2 separate regions of the Homo sapiens genome follow, and region 2 is linked to region 1. The links are chromatin loops, found by intact Hi-C in ENCODE. Cell type or tissue: endothelial cell of umbilical vein. All regions are shown on one strand. Each heading gives the region's core, and the rest is flanking DNA. Links, peaks and the distances in the headings are about the cores only. Region 1 overlaps TGFBR3 (transforming growth factor beta receptor 3). Region 2 has its middle 170 kb from the start of CDC7.

Region 1 (11,154 bases), core at 1,617-9,616:
ACTGCAGTAGCAGTTGGAAAATTCACTTTTTGCTGACCTGGGCCACCTAAACAGAGGACATGAGGAACCTGACTTGTTTTATTTTAAGAAGAAAAAACTATTTAAAGCCCTGATCCTGGCTCCTTTGAACATTTAACACTTAAAACCTGAATTGTTACACTACAAACTAGAGTTCCTTTTCCTCTATTTAAGAAGAGGCCCTTGCGAAGAATTTATTTAGTTAATGAAAGTTAAACAATTGTGTTTCTCTCACAAAACAAAAATAAACAAAACCTCTTGAAGATGGTCTCTGGGCTCTCTAGGTCTGCAAGTGTCCATATGAGCTCCCTCACGGAGAGCCTAGAGCAGTACACTGGCAGTTTAGAAAACAATATAGCCACAAGCACTTCTCCAAAAAGAAAAGCAACTCCCCTCTTGGCCCAATTCCAAAACGCAATTGAGCCGGGTAAGGTCCAAGCTAATCTCTGTACCGTCTCTCTGCCAACTTTCTCCTGCAGGCATTAGGTTTTTCAGCATGGGCTTTGCAAATAATCTAACAATTAATTAGTGCTTTTGAATTCACCCCATACCATTAATGGAACACTGCCAGACAGCCTTTGATAGGGTATTTCTAGAGCTAATTAAGCTTGGCAAAACAGAGGACACAAACTTCCTGGCACTCACAAGGGCCAGGCTGAGACCTGGCAGGTGACAGACAGTAAAGTTGTCCTTACAGATAATCCTGGGGTGATGAAAATGGCAGGCTGCTTGGATCAGGCTCTCGGAGTCCTCTATAATATGCCAGACCCTACTCTCAAATTATATAACTATCAGGCTTTTCGCATTTGAGCTATTCTTTCACCCTGAAGACATTTTTTTTCTTCTGAGTGAAGATTTGATACTTAAAAGTTTGGTATTGCTTCTAGTCCACACCCCATCCTGTCACCCCCGAAAAGGGTTAGTTTAGAAAAAAACAAAAAGTTGTATACTAGGTTTTTTTTTACTATATCTTAAAATAAATCTCATCTCAAAATGTCCTTCTTCCAATCAAAGAGTCCTTGCATAATCCAAGATTTCTCACTCCTATAACCTCAGTCACGTGGGAAATCTATTTTTTTCACTATCTAATGTCACACAGAATTCCAGACTGCTCCACATGCATGGACAGCAACATAAACACATTTTTGGGAGGGCTAGAAAAAAGCTAGCAGGGGGGCAAAAAGAAAAAATATTGTTACATTCCTCAGGACTTTTCTGGTTCAATTTCAAAAGCAGAATGACCACCACCTGAGTCTTGCGGCGAGCTCCAGAGCTGTACATAGGTTGTACGCTGCCTCTCCAAAAACAGTGATGAGGCCAGAGAAAGCAAATCAGAAAACCTTATAAACTACTCAATGGCAGTGTAAACAAATAAAAGTTAGTTTAAAACACAACTTTTCAGGCACAGAGCTTAAATATTCTCAGTCTTATCCCCACTTATAATAAATGTGGTGTCAGGGTGCTTAATAAACATCAATTACAACTTACAGAAATTTTTCCCTTCTAAAAAATGTTAATTTTTTAAAAGCTCTAGACTGGAGTGTGATTATAAGAATAAAGTAGGGCCGGGCGCGGTGGCTCATGCCTGTAATCCCAGCACTTTGGGAGGATGAGGCAGGCAGATCACCTGAGGTTGGGAGTTCGAGACCAGCCTGAGCAACATGGAGAAACCCCATTCCTACTAAAAATACAAAATTAGCCAGGCGTGGTAGTGCATGCCTGTAATCCCAGCTACTCGGGAGGCTGAGGCAGGAGAATCGCTTGAACCCAGTAGGCGGAGGTTGCAGTGAGCCGAGATCACGCCATTGCACTCCAGCCTGGGCAACAAGAGCAAAACTCCATCTCAAAAAAAAAAAAAAAAAAAGAATAAAGTAGGAAGTCAATGGGGAAACCTGAGCTAGAAAATTAGAGCCCTGCTAGCAGAAATGAGGTATACCCAACTTTTAACTTTTAGTCCCTAACTCCAGAGCCACCCTCGCTAACCCACCTAAAGTCCCCCTTTTATCCACTCAGCCCATATCACCTCTCATTACCGAAGAGTCCCTTGGCCACAGGTTCCGGGACCAATGACCCCGCCCTCAGTGACCCAACACGAATCTCCTACCTTGGTCTACTAAGTCACAAGGCAAGAAATGAGACAAGGCAAAAGAGGCACATAAAAGGAAGAAATGGTGGGGGCGGGAAGAATTCCTTCTTTAACAACTGTTAGGATTATGTCAAGGTGTAGCCCCAGCTAATAAAGATGCACCTGGTTTCTGCAGGTGCACCACACTTACAGTCAGAGAGCTAAAGGCATCTGTGGAACTCACTGCCTCAAACCAACTTCCTCTCCAGCACATGGATCCCTCTGACCCAAACAAGTTTACCAAAGGTGTTCAAGGTAGCTGTTGTAAAGGCATGCTAAAATCAAGCTCCCTTTTATGGCACTAAGAAATTGTCTAGGTGTTTGCAGTTTCTGTGTTACAATTTGTGCATTGAGAAAACAGATGACCTATGCTGTCAAATGTGGTCCTCAGACTAACGGTATCAGCATCTTATGAGCCTGTTAAAAATCTACAGTCTTTGACCCATCAAGGCCTACTAAAACAGAATCTGCATTTTAACAAGATCCCTGGGTGATTCTCATGCATATAAGAAAGCACTGGCCTAATATTTGTTTATAACCTCAAACTCCAAAAGCAAAACTTCCTATTCCATAAACAAGATGGTATATTCCACCTCTGGCAAAACCACTCACCTCTGGCAAAACCACTATGAATATCCTTATTATAAAATATATTTAAAAGTGATTATTTTCTTTATAGAAAAAAATCTGTTGTATCATGCTCCTTGCTCACATTTAATATGTAGTTTAACTTATAAAAATAGGTTGACCTACAACTCAGAAACATTTACTATGTAAAACTGGATGCAACTGTATTTCTTCGAAACTGTAATTTACAACACTGTAAGAAGCACTTCTGCAAAAGGTGGTAAGACCCTCAAAACTCATGATCCTGAAAACCAGGCCCCCTGAGAAATGAAAAGAACAAGACTTGGAAATCAGGAGGGTAAGTAAGCAAGGAAAAGAGGGTTTAGGCTATTAAGACGATGATTTTTCAAGGACATTCATTCACAACACAAAGAGATTTTCTTTAGATGGTTTGGGGAGGTTGTTTTGTGTTTTAAGACTCAGCTTTTTCAGTTCTATAGATGTAATTATCTTTAATATTAGGCTATGGCACAGTATTCCACTGATGTGAGAAATACATCTTTATCCACTTTCCTCCTCAAAAGGAATAGGTTGGGGAAAAATTACAAAAGCATCATTCTGAATTTCCTAAGCATATGACTCCCAAGGGTCCTTCCTTCTAATAAGGAGTCCTGGTCATCATTTTCTCTTGCCAGTATCTCCAAATCCACCTTTGCCCAACAGCCTATTCTCAGCCCAGCAGCCAGAGTGGTCCTGTTAAGACATCCTTCAGATCATATCATTCTTCTGCTCAAACTCTCCAATGGCTCAGTGTCATTCAGAGTGAGAACCTTATGATGGCCTGCAATGCCTTGGGCTATACACACCCGCACCGTCTCCCACCCCTCAGTTAACTCTCTGACTTCCCATTCCAGCAGGCACCTGGCCCACCTGCTATTGCCTGAGCACTGCAAGCAAACTTCCACCACAGGGCCTCTGCACTTGCTTTTCCTGCTGCCTGGAATGCTCTTTCCCCAGATATCCACTTAGCTCACCTCCTCCAAACCTTTGCTCAATGTTCCTAGTGAAGCCCTTCCTAATCACCTTACTTCAAATTGCAATCCCCGCTAACAATCCCCAACCTCTTTGCTTTTTATTCGACGAACCTGCTGATATATGCATTTTGTTTGTTTCTGGTCTCTCTCCACTAGAGACATGCTTCATAAGGACAAGGATTTTTATCTGTTTTGTTTACTACTATCTCTCCAACACTTGGAATAGTGTCTGAAATACAATAGGTACTCAGTAAATCCTTGTTAAATCAATCAATCAACACTTTAGGAAAGTTAACTGTATTAGAAAAAAATGAAAAGGCCAGCGAGGTGGCTCACGCCTGTAATCCCAGCACTTTGGGAGGCCGAGGCGGGCCGATCACGAGGTCAGGAGATTGAGACCATCCTGGCTAACACGGTGAAACCCCGTCTCTGCTAAAAATACAAAAAATTAGCCGGGCATGGTGGCGGGTGCCTGTAGTCCCAGCTACTCGGGAGGCTGAGGCAGGAGAATGCATGAACCTGGGAGGCAGAGCTTGCAGTGAGCTGAGATCGCGTCACTGCACTCCAGCCTGGGCAACAGAGCAAGACTCCATCTCAAAAAAAAAAAAAAAAAAAAAAAAGAAAGAAAAAGAAAAAAATGAAAAAACTCATTATTTGCACTAACCCCAAAGTCTCTCCCCTTTCTGTGCCTCAGAAGCTAGCAAAGTACCTGAATCTTAGGAGGTACTTAACGTTGACCAGACTACAAGTCTTCATCTAAAACATAGTAGTTATTTAAAAGTATAAAGAAAAGGCAAAATAAGTGGTTCTGTCCTCTAATTAACTCAAAAGGAAAAGATAAGGGCGGGCAGGAGCTATAGAGCATTTTGCTTCACCATGTAGTATTATAACTTTAACTTTCAGCAATTTAACAACATAATTGTCATGCACAGGTGCATCCCACTGGAAAAGTTCATCACAGGAAAATGCTGTAGCAGTCCAGCGGGGTCAATGATGAAAACAACACAGCAGGGAGGCCAGGCGTGGTGGCTCACGCCTGTAATCCTGGCACTTTGGGAGGCTAAGGTGGGCAGATCACTTGAGGCCAGAAGTTTGAGACCAGCCTAGGCAACACAGTGAGATGTCATCTCTATAAAAGATCACAAAATTAGCCAGGTGTGGTGCCACGTGCCTGTAGTCCCACCTACATAGGAGGCTGAGGCAGGAAGATCTCTTGAGCCTGGGAGGTTGAGGCTGCAGTGAGCCAAGACTGCACTACTGCACTCCAGCCTGGGTGACAGAGCAAGACCCTGTCTCAAAAAAAAAAAAAAAAAAAAAAAAAATGCAGAGCAGGGGCTGACTCCAGAGGCTGAACCTCTGCCCTCCTTTGAGGCCTATGCTACCTGTGTATCCTCATGGGTGGAGTAGGAGAGTAGGAAGGAAGGGAGGTGTTACTCAGATGGCCCTGGTCAATCTTCTGGACTAGGACGCAGTTACTCAGGCATATGAGGACAAAAGGAAGCAAAACAAAGAACACAGAGCAATTTTATCAAGACCTTTTCCTTTTGCCATATATGGTTCCCCTCATTGCCAACAAACAGAGTAACTTTAAAATAATTTTTTAAATCAACATTTCCCTTTGAAGGTAGTAAAATTTTCCACATTACACTGTAGATTTTTTTAAAGATGTTTAAGAGCTGGCAAGGGAGGGCAGGGGAATAGCTGGGCTTCAGTCCCCAGAGCACCTGCTGCCTACTCCTTGGAAGGAACGTTCCAAGAGCTATGGCATTTTTCAGCCCTCTAGAATTCCACCTGATTGACAGTGCCCTCTCAGAAAACAAAAATATGACTAGATTGAAGTTCAGGATAAATGTTTTTTAGGCCATTCTGGCAGAGATCGTTTTAAAGAAAATGAAAGTCAGTGGCTGCCATGGATGTGGTGCGGGATGGGCCAATCATGCGCCTCGGTGCTGAGCAGGGTCAGTCCTAAAGGAAGGCCTCTTGCTGGCACGCTTCCCGGAACACTTCCCAGAACACTCCCTGCTCCTACATCACTTCCAAAATCAGCGTGCTCAGAGCTCGAAGCTCTATGGGGTGATAAAGATACCTCCAGAGTTGGATTAATTACCAAAGCAAACAAGCTGAGAAAGTCTAATTTCCTATATACACAACCGTGTGCAAGGGTAAGCTTTTAGCAATTAAAGAGCTGTGTAGGCACATACAGATAAAGCTGTGTCTTGATGGAAGTGTTGATCACTGTAAAACACACCATCACTGCTGTCCTAAAATAACCCAAATCAATCAGAAATCCAGAAAGCTGGGTGGCAATTATACAGCCTACGATAAGGATGCAAAGCAAAGAGAAACCTCGATTCTCTTGACTTGGCTAACATCACATCTAGCAATAATCTTACTCATTCTTGGTAAACATCCTCCCCTCCACTATATGCACATTCAGTTGCCCAACTAGCTATTAGTAAACTCTCCTTGAAAATGATAAAAAGGGCCAGGTACAGTGGCTCACGCCTGTAATCCTAGCACTTTGGGAGGCCAAGGCAGGTGGATTGCTTAGCTCAAGAGTTTGAGACCAGCTTGGAAAACATGGCGAAACCTTGTCTCTACAAAAAATACAAAACTTAGCCAGGTGTGGTGGCATGTGCCTGTAGTTCCAGCTACTCAAGAGGCTGAGGTGGGAGGATCGTTTGAGCCCAGGAGGCCAAGGCTGCAGTGAGCTACCGTGCCACTGCACTCCAGCCTGGGCAACAGAGTGAGACCCTGTCTCAGGGAAAAAAAAAAAGTAAAAGGCCTTGCATTAGGCTATCCACCCCACCTCCACACACACACAGGTCCATACAGGGCAAGGGAATCTTTGAGAAATGAACTCACCTTTCTCTCAACTACTGCCTCAACTCCCGTGTGTGTGTATGTGTGTGTGTGCGCATGCATGTGTGTGTTGTGTTTGCACACGCATGCACGCACATGCTGTTTCTGTAGAAAAATCTAATGGAGAAGGTAGGTGGGGAGGTGCTTCATCACACTTGGCTGTGCACAATATCCTCAAAGGGAATACACTCTAAAATGCAGGCTACCCTATCCACTCTGGGTCTTTCTTTTATTTTTGAGACCTAGTTTCGCTCTTGTTGCCCAGGCTGGAGTGCAGTGGCGCCATCTCGGCTCACCGCAACCTCCGCCTCCCAGGTTCAAGTGGTTCTCCTGCCTCAGCCTCTCGAGTAGCTGGGATTACAGGCAGCCACCACCATGCCACTCTAGGTCTTTTAATAGCAGTTATTTGCTCTTTAAAATAAAGTTTGGCACTCTGGTGATAACTGGTATCACATTTGACAATATCCTTTCCTTGTGTATCAAAAAGCAGAATTAAACACAAAACTGGTTAAAATAACCAGCTAAAGGCCAGGCATGATGGCTCACACCTATAATCCTAGCACTTTGGGAGGCCGATATGGGTGGACCACTTGAGCTCAAGAGTTCCAAACCAGCCTGGGCAACATGGCGGAACCCCATCTCTACAGAAAAAAAACACAAAAATTAGCCAGGCATAGCGGCGTGCACCCGTAGTCCCAGCTACTTGGGGGTCTGTGGGGGGAAAATGGCTTGAACCTGGGAGGTCGAGGCTGCAGTGAGCCATGATCGCGCCACTGCACTCCAGCCCAGGCAACAGAGTGAGACCCTGTCTCAAAAAAACAAATAAAATAAAAATAAGATAAAATAATCAGCTAAAAACAATAATAATCACAGACCAAATCAACTAGCTGTGTTCTAAGACCTGAGGGTTGGCAAAAAAAAAAAAAAAAAAAAAAAGAAGAAGAAGAAAAAAAGGGGAGGGGGCTTTTTTTCAGTTTGCTTTGAACCTTTGAGCCTATCCATCTTCTATCCTTACATTCCCTGGTGGTAGTCCCCTGCCAGCACCCTCCAGCCTTCCTGCCCTTATGAGTATTACAGCCTTTGATCACTCGTTTGGCAGACAGGAGATAACTATGGCAGAACCACCTCTGAGGTTCACAGGCCGTTAACTCACATCCAAGATTTCTCTTTCAAGTACAGGATAAATGAATAAATTGAATAATGAAAATGTGGTATATATACACAGTGGAATACTATACAGCCTTAAAAAAGAAGGAAATCCTGTCATTTGCAACAACACAGATGAACATGGAGGACATTATGCTCAGAGAAATAAGCCAGGCACAGAGCGACAAATATCATATATGATCAAACTTATATGCGGAATCTTAAAAAGCCAAACTCATGGCCGGGAGCGGTGGCTCAGGCCTGTAATCCCAGAACTTTTGGAGGCCAAGGCGGGCAGATCACAAGGTCAGGAGTTCGAGACCAGCGTGGCCAATATGGTGAAACCCCATCTCTACTAAAAATAACAAAAATTGGCCAGGTGTGGCGGCGCATGCCTGTAGTCCCAGTCAGGAGGCCAAGGCAGGAGAATCACTCGAACCCGGGAGGCGGAGGTTGCAGTGAGCTGAGATCATGCTACTGCACTCCAGCCTGGGTGACACAGTGAGACTCCATCCCACCCCCTCCCAGAAAAAAAGTCAAACTCATAGAAACAGTAAAATGGTGGTTACCAGAGGCTGGGGAGTGGGGGTGGAAGGACTGAGGAGATGTTGGTCAAATATACAAAATTTCAATTAGACAGGAGGAATAAGTTCAAGAGATTGACTGTACACCATGGTGACTATAGTTAATAACAAGGTATTATAGTAGCCACTGCCACCACTGAGCCTAAGATGGCCATGACCCCTGTAGAGGTGACCCCCACTCACCTACCCCTCTAGGACTCATGCCTTCCTCAAAAATGCCTGGGCCATGGAGCTGGTGCCAGTCATGTCCTTCACCATGGGGGCCAATACTCAGCCCCTACCAAGTACAACATCATGACCAACCAGGTGACGCCCTGAAACTATCTAGTGCCCTTCCAAGGTGGTAGGAACATGCTGACATACAGAGCCACCTCCAGGACCCCCAGTGCCCAGCTTGGAGCTGCCAAAGAAACTGTGACCACCTCACTCGACAGTGAGGAGGCCCCCTTCCTACAGCCCCCTATAAAAATGTGAAAAAAAATAATATATTTTACACATGAAAATTGTTAAGAGAGTATATTTTAAGTGTTCTCACCACAAAAAATGATAAGTGTGTGAGGTTATGCATATGTTAAAAAGCTTGATTTACTCACCACAATGTAGACATGTATAAAAACATCATGATGTACACCATAAATATATACAATTTTTATTTGTCAAGAGGTGCTAAGGGTGCACTATACCAAAAAGGTCACAGGATTTGTTGGTGCAGTTTGTCTGCAAAAGCATGTCTAAGTTCTGGTCCAACCAAGACTTGAATTATCTTTCTAAATCACTTACTTTCTCTAAGCCCTATTATTCTCATTCTAGAAATGAAGAAAATAGTGCCTGCCTACCCCCAGAGGCTGCTGTGAGGATCAAATGAAATACCTGTTATAAAAACATTTTTAAGATTACAAATACAATATGGTATTATTAGCCTCTACTCAAGGCTGCCAGCTTGTACCATTCCAGACCAAGTATTAACCAGCTGGTATCTCAGCTTGCTCTCCCACAGACACAAAGAGTTCAGAGCTTTCTGAGCAGGAAAATAGCTCAGACTAAAAGCATCTCGATTTTCCTGTGGACTCTACCTGGAATTCCAGGTACATCCAGTAGAGAGGAAAAGAAATGTGTTTCTCAATAGAAATCTGTGCACAGTTTGCAGGCGAGTTTCCAAAAGGATACATCTGGGTACTGAATTGAGACAGTGGAATGAAGAAGTTAGCCATTCCACCAAGAGCCCACTGGCATCAATGCCAGCAGCCCTGCTCCAGAGCTCACCTCAGCGGCACCCCTCTCACCTGGCACAAGGGGCCAGTGATAACTCCAGCCCTTCCAATAAAACTGATTTCCCTGAATTCTCCATGCATGCCTCTTTTTCTTATTACTAAAACTCCTGGAAACATAGCCCTGCCTAATGTTGGCAAGCCTCAGAGGCAGCAGCTAATATCTTTTAAAGATGTGTAGAACAGTTGGGAGGTTGTTTTGTTTTTGTTTTTGTTTTTGCCTTTTCAAGTTTTTATTTTTATCCATTTTTTGTATTAAAAAGAAAAGCACAATTATCACAAATTACAAAGGAGGAAAGCAGAACTAGAATAATAAATGAATCACTTCAGCCTGGAAAGCAGATATTTTCAATAATAGTAATGTTATAACACAAGTATAGACGAGTTTTTAAAGCAAAACTTAGACTTAAGCCCATAGTATCAAGCACTTATTTTTTAAACTTCCCACTTTTCTTACATTAGGTAGCTTACAGGATCTAAGAGGCCAATAAATAACCTTAGATAATTTCTTTTTTTTTCTTTTTTGTTTTTAACCCCAATAAATCTCTTGTATTTATTCTCTCTCTTTTTTTTTTAACCCAAGTAAATCACCTAAGCTAATTTCTAATCAAGAGGCATTATGGTCCTTACACAGCTCGTGTTCACCAAGAGCACAGTCCACCCTCCATCCTCAACAGTGCTATATGATAACGAAGGAACGAGGGAGGGGAGGGAAAGCATGAGTTTTTTGTTTTTTGAGACGGAGTTTGGCTCTGTCGCCCAGGCTGGAGTGCAGTGGCGCGATCTCAGCTCACTGCAAGCTCCGCCTCCCGGGTTCACACCATTCTTCTGCCTCAGCCTCCCCAGTAGCTGGGACTACAGGCGTCCGCCACCGCGCGTGGCTAATTTTGTTTTTGTACTTTTAGTAGAGACGGGGTTTCACCGTGTTAGCCAGGATGGTCTCAATCTCCTGACCTCGTAATCTGCCCGCCTCGGCCTCCCAAAGTGCTGGGATTACAGGCGTGAGCCACCACGCCCAGCCGAAAGCATGAGTTTTGTCAGAACAACACTAACACTGGGACATGGATATCCCCCGACCCACCCGGCCCCGACTGCCTTCATTCACTCTCTATCACAAGCAGAGAAGGAAAGAAAGGTTTTCACTGAAGGCCCAGACAAACCTATGGAGCTGGAACAAGCAGGCTCCTATTATTCTAACTTGGGCTCAATTTACGTGCTCCCTTGTGCTCTGCCCCTCCTCTGGCCACATAACCAAAAGGAGGCCTTTGACAACCTTCACCCCTCTGCTGCCAGACCTCCACACCTTCCCACCGATTTACAGCTTTAAGGCCACTTTGGTTAAGTCAGAATATGAATAAAGAAGGCCCACTACTTGAGGGTCCTTCTGCTCTGATGACCTGTGTCTGTCTCTTCTGAGGCCAAAGGGGCTTAATCTGGTTCCAGGATGTCACACTGGTAGCTACTCACCTGGTATTTAATCAATCAAGAAGAGGTTTATTCATCCCACACACAGGGTCTCCTCCCTAGAGAAGGATCTAGTGGTTGATGGG
Region 2 (11,154 bases), core at 1,962-9,961, 180 kb before region 1:
TAAACAACCAGTTAATTTATTTCAGAGCAAGAATTTACCATATAATACTTTTTATATAAATTCCACCTTCCCTTTTTTTTCCTTTTTTTTTTCCCTTAGGATACTTCTGAACTGGCGAGGTGTGCTCACAATGAGGTTTTCTCTAAAAGTTATTGTTTTTTACTTTTGTTGTTGTCGTTGTTGTTGTTGTTAGCAAAACAGTTGCTGCTACAGATTGAATGCATTTGGGCCATCCGCGGGTTACTGGGTTAAGGATTTTTGATAGGAAGGCCTCAGTGCTTTCGGGATACGCCCTTGTTTACACTGACAAAGTGGTATTGGAGTGTTATAGGGTTACGGAGGATACCTTCAATTATCGATTATAGGTTTTAAATTTACCTTGGCTTTTAAAAGAATAGGGTACACTTTTTTTTAACTACTTGTATATCTCTTTCTTTCTCTCTTTGACTTTGTCTCTCTCTTTTTGACTCCTTTTGCGTCTGTCTCTTCCTCTCTCTCTCTGCCTCCTCTTTCTCTCTCTCTCCTTGACTTCCTCTTTGTCTGTCTCTTCCTCTGTCTCTTCCTCTCTCTCTTTGCCTCTTTTCCTCTCTGTCTCTTTCCTTTCTCTCTCTCTGCTGGTCTTTCCTTGCCTTTGCCAGCTGCTTCTGCTGCTGTTCTCTCAACCACTGTGTGTTGGGGGCGGGGGGCCTAAAACCAGCTGTAACCAAGTGTCTACGTACCGGAACTGGTCTGGCTGTAACCAAGTGTCTACGTACCGGAACTGGTCTGGCTGTAACCAAGTGTCTACGTACCGGAACTGGTCTGGCTGTAACCAAGTGTCTACGTACCGGAACTGGTCTGGCTGTAACCAAGTGTCTACGTACCGGAACTGGTCTGGCTGTAACCAAGTGTCTACGTACCGGAACTGGTCTGGCTGTAACCAAGTGTCTACGTACCGGAACTGGTCTGGCTGTAACCAAGTGTCTACGTACCGGAACTGGTCTGGCTGTAACCAAGTGTCTACGTACCGGAACTGGTCTGGCTGTAACCAAGTGTCTATGTACCGGAACTGGTCTGGCTGTAACCAAGTGTCTATGTACCGGAACTGGTCTGGCTGTAACCAAGTGTCTACGTACCGGAACTGGTCTGGCTGTAACCAAGTGTCTACGTACCGGAACTGGTCTGGCTGTAACCAAGTGTCTATGTACCGGAACTGGTCTGGCTGTAACCAAGTGTCTATGTACCGGAACTGGTCTGGCTGTAACCAAGTGTCTACGTACCGGAACTGGTCTGGCTGTAACCAAGTGTCTACGTACCGGAACTGGTCTGGCTGTAACCAAGTGTCTACGTACCGGAACTGGTCTGGCTGTAACCAAGTGTCTACGTACCGGAACTGGTCTGGCTGTAACCAAGTGTCTACGTACCGGAACTGGTCTGGCTGTAACCAAGTGTCTATGTACCGGAACTGGTCTGGCTGTAACCAAGTGTCTACGTACCGGAACTGGTCTGGATTCCCTGGCTTACAGGTTACCTTGTGTCATACCTTTGAAACAAGGGACCTGTCCAGGCTTCCTTCTAATGGCCAACCTACCTCTAATGCTGGCCAGTCTATCTTACACAAAGTTTGAAGTTTTCCTGGTGTCATAGTACTCCACAGCCTCCCTTAAATTCTTTTTTGAAATTTTTCAACATAGTTCCTAGTAGGGTGGGCTTATTTGTGGCTGACCTACGCTTCTTCGAGACAAAACACCACGCTCACTCCACAAACACACCACAAAACAAAGAACAGGTAAATAGAGCACACACACATACTTTTGCAGTTTGCACCAAACCAAAATCAAAACCAAAATCAGAGTATCCAGAAATCTAAGCCAGGTCAAAACCAAAACCAAAGTATCAAGCAATCCAAGTCAAGTCAAAAACAAAAACCAAAGTGCCAGTACAGGCACACCATGGGTGATCAGGCCACGCTTCCACTCAAATGGAGTGGGCAAGTTCCCAAGACCGGTCATGTCAAGCAATTCAAACCAAATCAAAACCAAAACCAAACCAAAGTGCCGATAAAGGTACGCCGTGGGTGATCAGGCCATGCTTCCACTCAAACGGAGTGGGCGAGTTCCAAAGACTAGTCTTACCAAGTTTTAGATATCCAGACTTCAAGTGCCCATTCCTTCCCGGTGTTCAGCCACTGCATTGATACTCCACGAGGGCCTGCAACACACTGCTCTGGAGAGGCGTCCCACCGGGGCAAATTCCTTCCCGGGAGCGCTCTCAGGATCCGCGTCGCTCGGGCTGGTCAGAGTCCCCCACAGGGATGTTCCACAGGACAGGCTTAAGCCGCCTAAGGAGCTGCCTCAACCATCCGCCATTCAGCTCGCTTCCCGGTCAGGGAACCAAGAAATGTAGCAGGACCAGCCACAGGCAAACCTCCTCAGACAGCGAGTTAAAGAAGGAAGGGGTTTATTCGGCCGGGGGCATCAACAAGGCTCCTGTCTCAAGAGCCGAGCCCCCTGAGTGAGCAATTCCTGTCCCTTTTAAGGGCTCATGACTCTAAGGGGGTGCGCGTGAGAGGGTCGTGATTGATTGAGCAAGCAGGGGGTAAGTGACTGGGGGCTGCATGCACCGGTAATTAGATCGGAACAAAACAGGATAGGGATTTTCACAGTGCTTTTCTATACAGTGTCTGTAATCTATAGATAACAATCAATTAGGTCAGGGGTCCATCTTTAACCACCAGGCCCAGGGTGTGGCGCCGGGCTGTCTGCTTGTGGATTTCATTTCTGCCTTTTAGTTTTTTCTTTTTCTTTCTTTGGAGGCGGAAACTGGGCATAAGAAAGTATGAGGGGTGGTCTCCTCCCTTAGAGAAAGATGGGCAATGTACAAACTAAAACAATTAAGAAAAATATTATCAAGGAATAAGTGTCATGCAAAGAATTAAAACTAAATGATGTGATGGAGGGAAATTGGGTGTCTACCATAGACTGGGTGATGGGGGAAAGCCTTTCCCGTGTGATAATTAAGCTGAGATCTGAAAAGTAAGGAGGAACCAGCTGTGGGATGATAGGGGGAGTAGCATTCCAGGCAAAGGAATTGTCAATGTGAAGGCGTTAAGGTAACAAAGATGTCACAGAACATGATGGTTGGAGCAAAACAGGGAGGCAAGAGAGTCGTATGAGCTGAGGAGGAGTCAGATCCCTTAGGGCTCTGAGTGCCAAGATAATCACAGACAAAGGGCTAATCTTTGTAATATATAAAGAATTCCTAGAAATTGAGAAAATTAAAGACAACAACCCGATAGAAAAAGAGGCAAAGGATAAAACAGACAGTTCACAGCATAACAACAAATAATCCTTATACATATAAAAAGATGCACAACTTCATTCATTGTAAGAAAAATGCAAATTAAAATTACTTTGAGATATCATTTTTTCATCCATCAAATTGGCAAAAATACCAGAGTTGGATAACGCACTCAATTGGTACAGCTATGAGAAAACAGGTATTGTTGACAGTAGTTTAAAATGGTGCAACTTCAATGGGATCCAATTTGGTAATATCTATTAGGAATAAAAATGCACTTACTCTTTGGCCTGGCAATCCTACTTCTGGGAATTTTTCCTTGAGATACACCTGCACACAAACCAAAGAACCTTCATATAAGGCTACTCACTGCAGTGTGGTTTTTAATAGCAAGAGATGGAAACAAGCCAAGTGTGCATTGAAAGGGGTAGGTTAGGCCAGGTGCGGGGGCTCATGCCTGTAATCCCAGCACTTTGGGAGGCCGAGGCAGGTGGATCATGAGGTCAGGAGTTTGAGACCAGCCTGATCAACATGGTGAAACTCCGTCTGTACTGAAAATACAAAAATTAGCCAGGCATGGTGGCACGTGCCTGTAATCCCAGCTAATCAGGAGGGTGAGGCAGGAGAATCGCTTGAATCTGGGAGGCGGAAGTTATAGGTAGCCAAGATTGTGCCATTGAACTCCAGCCTGGGCAACAGAGCGAGACTCCATCTCAAAAATAAAATAAAATAAAGAAGAAGAAAAAAAGGGATAGGTTAAATAAATTATGGTATATCCCCAAAGTAGAATTCTATATGGCTGTAGAAAAGAAATGAGATACTGATTTATATTCTGATATGGATACAAAATATGTTAGGTGAGACAAGCAAAATGCAGAACATGTATCGTATTAATATGTTTCCACTGTGTAATAAAGGGGGAAAGAGAGGAGATTCTTATTTGCTCACATTTGCTTTAAGAAGCATCACAAGCTAGTGAAAGTGGCTACCTACAGGGGAACAGAAGGGTACACACAGGAATAGGAGCCGGATTTTTAAAAGTATACTTTTGTTTTGTTTTTTTGGAATTTATTCTAAGTGTGATGGGAAGCCATTTGGAGTATTAAACAGGGGATTGACAAGATCTAACGTCTTTTAAAGAGTGTGTTCTAGCAGCCACCTGGGGAATAATCTTAGACAGACGAGGAGGCCGCAGGGAGTCTGCTGGATGTGCTGGTTTATGTTGGAGGTAAGGATGGCGTAGACTCGGGTGGTGGTGGTGCAGATGGAGAGCAGCAGATATGTTTGGAAGCCATCAGGACTCACTGATGGATTGGCTGCGGGAGGTTAGAGAAAAATAACAGTTTTGTGTCTTGAGTCATGAGGTGGCATGGTGCTACCAGACCCCAGAGATTGATAAAATAACAGCTGGGGCAGTTCATAGGGTTTTATGGAAAAGACTGCCTGTTAGCAGAGCTGTGAAGGACTCTAGGATCTGAGGAGGTGATGAGAAGGCCTTGCAGATGGAGAGGAAGGAATGGAGCAGGCAGGGCCAGGGGCCAGGAGGCAGTGGGGGGCTCTGCTCTGAGAACTGGTTGGGTCTCTCTGCTCACAGTTGTTTCAGTTTTTCTCCATTGCAACTCAGCTCAGCCCCAGGGCCATGAAACAACTTGAAACCAAATCCTCTATTTCCCATCATATGCTTCTTTTAACTGCTTCCTACACTTCCTGTGACTGTTTCCTTGCAGTAACTAGAGTTTCTATCACATGCATTGGCATTCTGAGAAATACACTAAAAGTGAAAAAAATCAACCAGTCAAAATGAGGACTGGCTGGCTGGCTGGGTTAAAGATTTGTCGCTTTTTCCTTTGCTGGCGCAATAACGTAATTACCTTCTCTTGGATCACTCACTGGGGTGGAAAGGTAAAGCGTGGTGGATTTCCCTGGAGTGCAGGTTGGATGCTCCTCCAGGTGCTTCCACTTTTAAGGCTAACTGGCGGGCTAAGAAGCTTTTTATTTTCACCTCTCCTCTCCACTCAAGAAAAAGATTTGATAACTGGAATCCTCAATGGAAAGTCTCTTCTGCAGTTGCTGTACTTATCAAAAAGTGGTGCTCCAGAAGAAGTTTGTGTTTCAGATGAAGATTCTTGAAGCTCTAGTTTCCACTTTTGGGGTATGCTGTATGGTTTTGGGTTTAAATAACAAAAATTGGCCAGGCACGGTGGCTCATGCCTGTAATCCCAGCATTTTGGGAGGCCGAGGCAGGTGGATCAGTTGAGGCCAGGAGTTCAAGAACAGCCTGGCCAACATGGTGAAACCCCGTCTCTACTAAAAACACAAAAATTAGACGGGCATGGTGGCAGGCTCCTGTAGTCCCAGCTACTTGAGGGGCTGAGGAAGGAGAATCACCAGAAAGTCAAGGCTGCAATGAGCCGAAATTCTGCCATTGCACTCCAGCCTGGGCGACAGAGCGAGATCCTATCTCATGGAAAAAAAAAAATTAGTTTTCTCCCTTCCTACACCACCCCTGCACCATACAGAATCCATGTGATTTTCCCTTTTAAAAATTCAGCATTATTTCAACACTGTTGTCAAGTACACTGTGTTCTTTGCAGAAACTATGTCATAGGCAGTTTATGAACCGGGACAAGTAACAGACCAGCAAAAGCTGCTCCACCCAAATCACTTATGAAGACTTTCAGCTTTGAGTCTTTGATTGGTCAAGTGGAAAGAACCAAGTTGGGTTTCAAAGCTGAGAAATTCTTGTTCTCCTTGTCCATTCCCTCTTTTCTTGCACAGGTGGTGTGCTTTGGTTGATAAAAGGATAATCAGTTCTGGGGCTTCTGAGCAGAAAGAAAATATTGATAATATGTTAATAAAATAGAAAGGAAAATGGCTGAGGGTTGTGTGTGTGTGTGTGTGTGTGCACACTCACACTCCCACCCCTCATTTCTTTTTAAGTCAAGATAGAGTTCACTTCAGTCATGTGGTTCTACATTTAAAGTTTTTTTTTCTTTTTAATGAATTCTCAGAGGCAGTAAATGCAGAAAATCTTTAAAAATTAATTCAAGCTGTGACCTTCTGAGTAAGGGGAGGTGATGTCATATGATGACCTTTATTTTAAGTGTGAAATCGAATCTACATAAAGTACAGTGTTGAGTTCCTCTGAAAAAGCTGAGGTGGCAATCTAAGAACAAGGGCAGCAAATATGCCAAAACTCAAACTTTTGATTATCAATGACATCTATAAAAATTAATCCGGCCATTTGCCCATTTTCAAACATGTTGCATTAGGGAAGAACAATGCTATAGGTTTGGCTTGCTTTGAAACAAAAAAGATGCCTATATTTGGCATTTGGTAACATTTCTTCACTTTACAGAATTATTATAACATTCACAAGTGGCTAGATGAAACCAACACTTTATAAATAATGTTTGATTAGGGAATATTAATTTTTCCATAAACATGGGGAGGGAGGAAGAGGAGGAAGAGCAGCAAATTATCAAGAATACTGTGTGGAACCATGAAAAGTTTGGGATAGACCTAACATTGATTTGCTTTTTATTTACTAGACAACTTTTTTTTCTCTCTCTCTCTCTCTCTCTTTTTTTGAAATAACAGGGAAAGAAATTACATCTGTGTTTTTTTTTTTACAATAAAAATCAGACAACTCACAACTCTTATTTAGGTCATGAAATTATAACATTTTTGGATCACAGACTCTTGTAAGAATCTAATGAAAACTATGACTTATTGCCATATGTAAGGGCCTAATGAATTAGATCAATTTCTGGTTGTTTTACTTGTCTGTTTGAGTAATCCATTTAACTATTCCTATGCTAATATCATATTATTTTTATTACATGATTTTATACTATATGTGCTAAGGCCAGACTACCTCACAATTCTTTTTAAAAGTATTAATTCAATGGGAAGTGAATGAATTGAATAAATTCATTTTTTTAATAAATTCATTTTTTAATAAATGCTTCCAGTAGAATTGAATAATCACCTGGAAAGAAGCAAAAATAGACCCCTACCTTCATATCATACACAAAAGTATGGATAAAGACCTACATTTTAAAAATAAAATTTTAAAAGTATTAGTATATATCTAGAGTCAGAGAAACCCTAAGCAAGAGAGGGAACCCAGAGGCCAAAAGGAAAAGATATGTATCTTCAACTACATAAGAATTAAACATTTAGTCTTGGCAATATCAATTAGAAACAAAATGAAAAGACCATAATAGACTGGGAAAATATTTCTCATACATGACATGTGACACAGAATTTCACTAATGTACGATCATTAAGAGAAAGACAATTCATTAGAAAAATGGGCAAAGAAAATAGAAATTTATAGGAGAACCTGGGAAAGACTGATATGATAATTTAAAACTTAGTCATTGCAGATAATACAAATCCAAATGAGATACAATTTTCAACCATCAGATTGGCAAAATTTAATAGTGGGTAATATTTATTAAGTGATTAGTATAGGCTAAGAACTTTATGTGGACTAGCTCATTTAATATTGACAACAATGCTAAAGTGTAGATTTTTTTTAATATCACGGAAACAGTTCACCTAGCAAATGGTAGCACCAAGATTTAAATCTGATGCCTAGAGCCCAAACTTCTGTTTCAACGTAGGCAATGTTGATGAGGAAGCCAGGGAATGGGCACTCATACATTGCCTGTAGTGATGGCGTGATTTTCAAAAACCTTTAGAGAAAGTAATGTGGCAATAAATATTAAGATTAATATAAAAAACTCATTCTCTTTGACCTGCCATCCCAGGAATAAAAGAAACACCAGGATCTTGGCATTATCTGTTCTTTGACTACTTGGTAGAATTTACCTGTAAAACCAGCTGGGCTTGGTGGTGTTTTTTGTTTGTTTGTTTTAAATTTTGTGTTCTATTTTGTTGTGAGTAGATTTTAATTTAGTTTTTACTTTTTATTTTTTATTTTATTTTTCCCATAAGCCTCCTAGATCTTACTTTTCTTAAATGTAAAGATTTATTAAAGATTTATTTTCAATTTTTATTGCTTCTTGAAATAGTTTTGCAACATTGCATTTTTACTAGGAAGTCATCAGTGCCATCCACTAAGTTTTTGTCTCCTAGCTCCCTATCTGCTTGATGATGCTGGTAGTGGGACTGGGCAAGCCACGCTCAACTTCCCGCTCTGATAATCCCTGCCCTGGGCCCTCAGCAATCTCTGTTCACCTTTTCAGCCCTTCAACATCTGCTACACCAAGTCCTCACGTTCATTTCTTTCTGTTGAAATAATCAGAGTGGTTTTTGTTTACCCAACAGAACTCTGACTGTCCCTGACACATCACCCACATTGTGTTTTCTAATTTATTAAAATAAAGTTTATGATGATCCCTTATTGATTAAAATTTCTGCTATATCTGTTGTGTCTTTTTTTATCTTCTAATGCATGTGTTTACTTTTACTTAATTTTTACCTATCTCCAATAGTCTTTTAAAGTAATAATTAACTTGCCATGTTGGATACTGTTACATTTTCAATCTTTTTTTTCCAATGTACAACTTAGAGCAATTTAAGTTTCTCATAAGTTACCTGCTTTAGCCGCATGTTTGAATGTAGTATTTTCACTGTTCAAGTCTAATCTTCTAATTTTCTTTTTTCTTTTTCTTTTTTTTTTCTTGAGATGGAGTCTTGCTCTTTCACCCAGGCTGGAGTGCAGTGGCGCAATCTCGGCTCACTGCAACCTCTGCCTCCCAGGTTGAAGTGATGCCCTTGCCTAAGCCTCCTGAGTAGCTGGGACTACAGGCCCATGCCACCATCCCCAGCTAATTTTTGTATTTCTGGTAGAGATGTGGTTTCACTATGTTGGCCAGGCTGGTCTTGAACTCCTGGCCTCAGGTGATCCACCCGCCTCAGCCTCCCAATCCAATTTTCATTATGACTTCTTTGAGCCATGAATTATTTAGAAGTGTTTTTGGTTTTTTTTTTTCCATTTAACTGATTGTCAGAACATATAAAGTGTTTTTTTTTTTTTTTTTTTTTTTTTTTTTGGAGACAGAGTTGTGCTCTGTCACCAGGCTGGAGTGCAGTGGCGCAATCTTGGCTCGCTGCAACCTCTGCCTCCCAAGTTCAAGCGATTCGTCTGCCTCAGCCTCCCGAGTAGCTGCGACTACAGGCGCCCGCCACCACGCCCGGCTAATTTTTTTGTATTTTAGTAGAGACAGGGTTTCACCATGTTGGCCAGGCTGGTCTCGATCTCCTGACCTTGTGCTCCGCCCACCTTGGCCTCCCAAAGTGCTGGGATTACAGGTGTGAGCCACTGCGCCCGGCTGTAAAGTGTTTTTAAATTCCTAAATGTATTGAGTATTTAAAAATTATTTTCGTATTCATTTTTAAACTATTTGCATTGTGATTAAGTAACCTGATCAGTATGATTAAATTTTGTGATATTTGCTGAGAATGCCATTATAGTTCCAGGAGTGGTATATACAAAATTGTCAAATTGGGGGGACACAGGATTCTATGTATGGATCTTAATCAAGCTTAATTACATTGTTCAAATCTTCCATATCCAAATATTTTTGACTTGTCAACTTCTGAGAGTGATATGTTAAAATATCCTACTGTGATGAATTTGTCAGTTCCTCTTTTTCCTCTTTATAATTTTTATAATTCTGTCACTTTTTTTTTTTTTTTTGCTTTAAAGCATTGGAGTGTGAGAACATAATATATAAGGATATTAACTGCAGCAGAATATCTTGGCAAAAAACTAAAATGTCATTACTAGTGAATTGGCTGAATTCATTGTAAAAAATATTATGCAGCCACCAAAAAACATGAAATTTGTTCCGTATCTAATAATCTACAGGAGGTCGATGTTAAGTGAAAAAGGCAAGTTGCAGAGTATGTATATTGTGATCCCATTTTTAGTAAACGAAACAAAAACTTCTATATTCATGAACACGTTTCAATATGTTTGAGTTTGAAAAAAGGCTGTTAACATCAGCTCCTCTAGGTAAGTGACTGGAGGGAGTAGGAAGGGTAGCGTTAACAAATATCTTTGTATTTCACTTCCTATGAGAACCATATTTTTATTTGGGCAATTTAAGTTAAGCCTAATAAGAAAATGATGATGATCAGCAGTCATCTTAGGAGCCCTGAGAAAGATATGCCATATGAAAAAAGCAAGTCACAGGCTGGGCGTGGTGGCTCACGCCTGTAATCCCAGCACTTTGGGAGGCCGAGATGGGTGGATCACTTGAAGTTAGGAGTTCGAGACCAGCCTGGCCAACATGGTGAAACCTTTTCTCTACTAAAAATATAAAAATTTGCCTTGGGTTTAGTAGAAACCCCATCTCTACTGAAAATATAAAAATTAGCTTTGGGTGACACAATGAGACCCTGTCTCAAAAAAAAAAAAAAAAAAAAGAAAAAAGAAAAAAGCAAGTCACAACTGTTATAATCCAATTTTTTTTTTTTTTTTTTTTTGAGACAGGGCCTTCCTCTGTCACCCAGGCTGGAGTGCGGTGACATGATCTCAACTCACTGGAATCTCCACCTCCTGGGTTCAAAGATTCTCGTGTCTCAGCCTTCTGAGTAGCTGGGATACAGACGCATGCCACCCCGCCCCGCTAATTTTTGTATTTTTAGTAGAGACAGGGTTTCACTATGTTGGCCAGGCTGGTCTCGAACTCCTTACCCCAAGTGATCCACCCACCTTGGCCTCCCAAAGTACTGGGATTACAGGCATGAGCCACTGCACCGGGCCATAATCCAATCTTATTTAATGACATGGACATGTTGATATGAATTAAGGAAACATCTGGGAACACATACACTAAATCGGTATTCTTATATTCAAGTTGGAGGATTATGGAGGCCTTTTCATTGCTACATGTC

What was found. Peaks named below come from ENCODE experiments on the same cell type or tissue, not always from the same donor. Only the 100,000 strongest peaks of a DNase experiment are listed, where the experiment ranks them.
Region 2: it touches region 1 in a loop (25-fold over the local background); 1 of 110 quality-filtered maps calls a loop at or near these places.

What each region holds. Positions count from the first base shown.
Region 1 is chr1:91,845,741-91,856,894 of GRCh38, forward strand. All of the region lies in intron 2 of TGFBR3 (transforming growth factor beta receptor 3), which reads right to left. Among named protein-coding and RNA genes, the nearest start is that of TGFBR3, 35 kb to the right of the region's middle. In endothelial cell of umbilical vein, for the core only: no CTCF peak of the experiment used is centred there; a DNase peak (open chromatin) is centred at 5,611; H3K4me3 peaks cover 171 bases; H3K27ac peaks cover 630 bases.
Region 2 is chr1:91,667,908-91,679,061 of GRCh38, forward strand. No RefSeq gene overlaps it. Among named protein-coding and RNA genes, the nearest start is that of CDC7, 170 kb to the left of the region's middle. In endothelial cell of umbilical vein, for the core only: no CTCF peak of the experiment used is centred there; a DNase peak (open chromatin) is centred at 4,994.